Regions from separate parts of the Homo sapiens genome. Here region 2 is linked to region 1. Evidence: chromatin contacts called from ENCODE Hi-C data. All regions are on one chromosome and are shown on one strand. The core of a region is the stretch at or near the end of the contact, and the rest is flanking DNA. Distances in the headings are between cores, read along the strand shown. Region 1 holds the start of NMNAT3 (nicotinamide nucleotide adenylyltransferase 3). Region 2 holds the start of ARMC8 (armadillo repeat containing 8).

The links. Hi-C counts contacts between places; a loop is a spot of excess contacts on that map. Pooled maps may share reads with other maps.
Region 2: a map of CD4-positive, alpha-beta T cell shows a loop between it and region 1 (11-fold over the local background). The contact joins the promoter of ARMC8 here to the promoter of NMNAT3 in region 1. A Hi-C loop is called at or near these places in 3 of 168 maps with a recorded cell type or tissue (CD4-positive, alpha-beta T cell, CD4-positive, alpha-beta memory T cell and naive thymus-derived CD4-positive, alpha-beta T cell) and 7 of 50 pooled maps.

What each region holds. Positions count from the first base shown.
Region 1 is chr3:139,676,379-139,679,388 of GRCh38, reverse strand. NMNAT3 (nicotinamide nucleotide adenylyltransferase 3) reads left to right here and starts at 1,417. Exons shown (of 7, transcript NM_001401600.1): 1 at 1,417-1,684. RefSeq lists a silencer at 1,314-1,363.
Region 2 is chr3:138,185,674-138,188,683 of GRCh38, reverse strand. It overlaps ARMC8 (armadillo repeat containing 8), which reads right to left and starts at 1,383. Exons shown (of 22, transcript NM_001363941.2): 1 at 1,085-1,383. The coding sequence starts at 1,129.

The DNA.
Region 1 (3,010 bases), core at 168-2,667:
AGCTGACTTATCAATTAAAGAATATCCAAAGATGTTAAGCCACTTAATCCTCCCCAAAACTCAGTGCGGTAGGGGTTGTTACCTCCCATTATACGAAAGGAAAGTGAGGCTTGGGAAGTAAAGAGACTTGTCCAAGATCACCTTCTGGAGCCACATTTTACACCACAGGTAAGAGAAAAGGGATCCGAGAGGGCACGGACACTGTGTCTTCAGACTGAGTGGGGAAGTACCATTTACCTGGGTACTTATTGGGTGCAAGTTGCATGCCCCCGGTGCTAATACACAAGGGACAAATTTATGGGCCTCCTAAAACTGTGGACAGTGCACCCGTCCAGCCAACTTCATGGGTGCACCGTGAGGCTCTGGTGATGTGGACAGGCTTATAAAACACTCTCCATACTAAGATGAGGTTGTGTTCCTGTGTCTAGGAAACGCTGGAAATTAAGTGTACAGCAATCAAAAAACCTTGACATCATCCTTGATGTCTCTCTTTTTCGCACACTCCAATTCACTCCATTAGGAAACTGTATTGGCAGAATCTAGTGAATCTTGTCCTTCAAGGCCTCTCTCTGCAAGGCTCCCATGAGCCCTGGGGGCTTATGGAGAGTTCTGGGTGGGCAGAGGAAGCCAGACTGCGTTAGGGAAGCAAATTTGGGACCTAAATTTCCTAAGAAGGTTTTAGGGGATAGGGACCCCAATCTCTAAGACCCCAGGATTCTGTTAAGATTTATTTTCTCATTCCAAATAAATGTTCACTGGCAAGCCCTAATTCTGTCTTCTCTTTCTTAAGCAGCCCTCCCTTCCTTCTCCCCACACAACTGTGTATGCTTCAGGCCCCAGAAATCCTTCCCTGCTTTGAGGTCTGGCGTTTACCAGGGCAGGGCTTGAGAATAGAGGTGTAAATTTGTCAGAAGGAAACAGGGGCCGCGCAGTAAGAGAGTAGATCCTCATATAACATGGCAGAAAGTCAATGGATAAATCAAGAAATCGCTATGTAAGTTTCTTTTTTTATTTTTTTATTTTATTTATTTATTTTTTTTTTGCGACAAGCGGGTGACCACTAGAAGAAATTAACGGAGGAATTGTTAAAAAGAGCTGTGATGGGAGGGAGAAGTGGCCTGTTGCTTTCATTATAAGCAAATCTAGATAATTTTATTTTCTAATAAGTAAGTGGGCGTTACTTTCATGTATTTTTTTAAAAGAAAATTAAATAAAAATACAAAACAAACAGAATACAAAACAGGAGAATAAAAAAGCAAACACGCACGCAACACAAAAGAGCCTTGGCGGTTGGGAGCCAGCGGGCGGGGGCGGGGGCAGGGGAGAGGGCGGGGCTTAGGACCCTGGGCGGGGCCAGGGCCGGGTCTCCTTAGGGCCCGCCCCAGCGAAGGGGCGGGGCGCAGATCTGTTTCCCTCAGACTCCATCTGCCCGGGGCCGCTAAGGGAGCGCAAGGTCAAGTTCGCCTTGGCCCCGCCTCCAGCTCAGGTACTAGGGGATCTAGACCTGAGGCTGCCCGGGCCGGAGGCAGCCTTGAGTCCCGAGACCAAACGTCGTTTCCCTCTCGGACCTCGGGCGCCGGGCCGCGCGCTGACCGACAGCCCCTGCTAGGCCCAGCAGGTCCCCTAGTCCCCCGCAGTCCCCCGAGACTCGCCGAGCGCCGTTGCTGAGCCCTGCAAATAGCAGGTAAGCGCAGCGTGGGCCCCTCGTCAGCCCACTAGGACCTGGATCGCGGCTGAATGCCCGGGCCCACGTGACTCCTGGCCCCTAACTGAGTCCTGGGAGTCCCCGCTGGGGCGACAGGTGGCGGCGGAGTGCGGAGCCATCCGGGGTGGCGCGAACCGGGGGGACAGCTCCGCGCTGCCTCTGCGCGCCGGCGGTTCTCGCTGCAGCGTGTCAACCTAACCCCCAGCTCCCCTTTGGCTATGACCAGAGTCCCGGAGACGTGGGTTCGGATCCCACCTTTAGCACTCGTGCACTCAAAGGTTAAAAATATAAGCACAGTGTCTAACAAATACTTAACGTGTTCCACTCAGTGTCCGCTGCTGGGCTAAGTGCTGGGGTTACAGTAGCAGGCCAAAAAATGTGGTGCCCTCCCCCGTGCAGCTCACAGTCCAGTGGGGGGAGACCGACAGCAAATGGATATCTATGCAAACAAGTGTGAACGTTAAAACTGTGGTCAGAGCTATGAAGATTGAAATTCTAGGGTGCTGGAGAGATTTTATCAGGGCCCCCAGCTACAAAGGCTGCTGGAACTAAAACTTTAGAGAATTCCCGGGCGGGGAACAACAGAGCAAACTCATTTTGTTGGGAGAGAATGTGGCTTGAGGAAAGGAGGGTTGGTGGGGCTGGCCTGCAGAGAGCTGGGGGGAAAGCAAGTTCCTTAACCTTAACGTTCTCCTCTGTAAAATGGGATTGTTCTACCCATTGAGAATGGAAATGGTGAATGTAAATGACTTAGCACTGCGTGATGGGTGCTGGATGTTACTCTGCACTAAACATCCAAGGCTTGATGTTGTTCTGGACTAAACACAGTGTGCCTGCCTCTCAGCAAAGTCACTTCCCCTCTCCTTGAGTCCTGTTTCTTCCTCTATCAAATAAGTGGTTCTGAGTAGAATCTCTCAAACAGCCTGTTCTCTAAAATGATGACTGGTTTAGTTGTTCATTCTTGAAACATTTAACTGGCGCCCACTTTACCCTGGCTCTGAGGATTCAGAGAGAAATCAGACAGGGGCCCTGCCCTCCTGGAGCCCATGTCCGGTGGGCCAGGTGAAATAAAGTGACAGTTCCACCCTGGCACAACCCAGAGAAAGGGTTCTTACCCACTGGCCTTGCAGGGGAAAGCTTCTCTGTTTTTCTCAGAAAGCCACCCAGGAGCCCCTGAAGGTATGGTTCACACAGCTCCACTGAGCATCAGTTACTTCTTGAATTTCATTGGTGGTTCTCAGCTTTTGGTGTCACCTCTTAAAACTGGACAGAAGACTTCCCAGAAGCAGCAACTATGCTGGGACC
Region 2 (3,010 bases), core at 134-2,633, 1.5 Mb after region 1:
GGTTGTAGTTACAAGACTCTAGGAACCCGACAAGTCATTTATAATCCAACTACCCTCTCAGTATCAGACTGGCTTCCACAAGTCTAAAAGATGGTCAATCAGTATTTGCCTGCTTGTTTCCAACAATAGCAAATGAACCATTGGTAAACTGACCATTCTCAGAGTCGGACAGCTCGAATTTGTTGCAAAATCCTTCGAAGTTATCTCCCAGTAACTTTCATTCCTGGTCCTGGTTCAAGAGCAACATAGTGAAAGGTGAAAGTCGTCTTTTTCTTTAAAAAAACTTTTTTTAAAAAAAAAAAAAACAGGTTTTACTTCCTGGCATGTCAATACGTTCCCTTCTTTCAACAATGGGGAAATAAATCTCACCCCCTTTTCCCCCCTTCAATGTTTGACTCCCCTTAAAGAAAAACGGAATACCAGGCACAGGGAACATAGAGTTCCTCTGACTCAGAGCCGCGACCTCTGAGCAGAGCGGAGGAAAGGGGCTTAAAAAACCACACACACTAGGAAGAGTTGCAGCTGATACGAATCACCATTGCCAAAAAGCAAACTGCTTCAGCCGGTGCCCAGGTGCTGGGACGCGATAGAAGCCGCACAGACTTGGCCTGGCAGCTCTGAGGAAATGGGGGCCAAGGAGCCTGCACCTCTTCTTGCCAAAGCCCGGGAGAGCTGAGTGGGCGCTCGTTCTCAGGCCGGCTGCAAGCCCGGCGCTTCACAAGGCAGAGCGTTCGGCCCCCGGGAAGCGGCATCGCTAAAAGGAAGGCTCAGTGAAACGCTTGGCAAAGTCCAAGCCGCGCCGCCCAGCCAGTTGTCTATAAGCCCAGCCACCCCGCCTGCCAGACGCCATCCTGGGAACCCGCACCGGCGGGAGCTCCCGGAGTTGGAAACGTCTTTGGCTCGGCCGCGGTCCCCTCTGCCCGTCTATCCCGCCTCTCCACCCTCGCTCACTCCCTGGCCCGAGACTGAGCCGGGGTCCACCCCAGGGGGTGGTGCCCAGGAGGCACACCACGCTTGGGGGAATGGTGGAGACCGGGATGAGGCTTCCTGGAGGGCGGGCGGGCGGCCGCGGCGGGTCACTCACCGAAAGGACGCTCATGCGGATTGGGGTCTCCAACAAGCACGCCATCTTGAGCCTTCCCACCCGGCTGCTGCAGGCGCCGGCGCGGGGGCCGGCACTTTCGACAGCCAACTATTGGCCAACGCTAGGCACCGCTCCCTAAAGGCAGCCAGATAGACGAGAACTGGCCACGCTCTGGACACCGCTCAAGTACCGGAAAGGCCCGCAGAAAGAAGGGCAAAAGGGAATGGCGTCAGGGGCTGTCCTACGAATCGTTCTCTCAGAAACAGCAGCTACTCTGAGCCTGGGTTAGAGGTGGAAGCGGGCAGCGGTTTCCGCATGCGCAAAGAAGATCTGCCGGCCCCACCTGCCGCTCGCGGTGGGCGGGGCCCCAGAGGCGGAGTCTCGCCCTGACGCTACGAGTTTTACGGACTGATAAATTGCAGTTTATGGATTCCAGTATTCATATTTGGAAAAAGTAGTACGTGGAGCCACATACATAGTTTGAAGTTCACTTTCATATTCATTCTCTCTCTCTGCACCAAACTCCCGGCGTCGTTATCTCCATTTTATAGGTGGGGAAATTGCGATCCCAGAACCTTTGCCAACCGTAAGAGTGATTGTTTCACGATCCGATACAGATACGTGACTTGCCTTAGCGTTGTGTGCCGGCCCCGTTTATTCTGGTGTAGTGTTAAGAATAGCCAGAATGCTTGGGTTTCTTCCTAGCTACTTGATTTATCAGCTGCTTTACCCTGGGCAAGTTATCTAACCTTCTGTTTGAGTTTCCTCATCTATAAAATAAAGGTTAATGAGGATAGAGGAGTCAACAAACGTGAAGCTCTCAGAAAAAACCTAGAACATAGAAAGCGTTATACAATATGTGTTAACATTTCTCCAGCTTCTGAGTTAAGTGGGGAAAATGGGGGCAAATATCTAAATATTTCGCACTAAAACACTCTCATAACCGAAGCTAAATAAAAGTATGCTTTCAATTATACTTGATTAATTCAGCTGTCCTACTACTTTGTGTGTGTGTGTGTGTGTGTGTGCAACACTGCCCTTGACTTGGTTGGATAAGTTTCACCTTCGTACTGCTTGCAACCAGTAAGGTTTTCACAGTATGGTTGCAATTGGCCTGTTAACATTACTTGTATTCCTTCCATTTCTATAGCCACACCCTAATTCAGGCTCTTGTAACCTCTCCCCTGGACTACAGCAATAGCCTTCCAACTGGTCTTGTAGCTGGTAGCCTCTCCCGCACTCTGCTCCTCACTGTTTTCCTGTCTTCCTCCTGTACTTGGTTTCCAAATTTAGTGTAGCATTTACCACCCCTGCTTATGGGTCTGTGTTCCTTAACAAACTGTTGAATTCCTGGAAGGCAGGAATTTTATTTTAGGTAGTCCTTCTGCTATAATACTATTTCTGAAACTTGGGTAATCTGTACACCACCTACACAATCTTTGCCAATCTGCACCTAGGTATTATTATTCATTCAATATTTTTATTTAAAGCCAATTTCAACTCATTAAAAATTTTTGGCTTTATCCTAAACCATAATACTCTGTGAAATCAAGTTTGTTGTGCTCCTTATTTTTATTCTAGTACACATTAACTACAAAAAGTTTAAATGTCCATCCATGGACCACCTAAAATCACATCATGTACTGCATACTGCAATGGGGCAGAACATAACCCTAATACATAGTATATAGAGTCATTATAACTGTATTTGATCCACACTCCATCCATTAGCTCAAGCAATACATCCTCCAGGAATTGTCTCCCCCAGGCATGGGTTAGATACCCTTTCCCCCATGCCTTCATACTTCACTTTAATTGTAGGGTGGTTTTGTTGTTGTTAATTGTTTCCGTGTTTGTCTCACTATACACTTCAAGACAGGCACTGGGAGTTTTATCTTCTAGGTTGTCTATCTCAGTGCCTAGCAC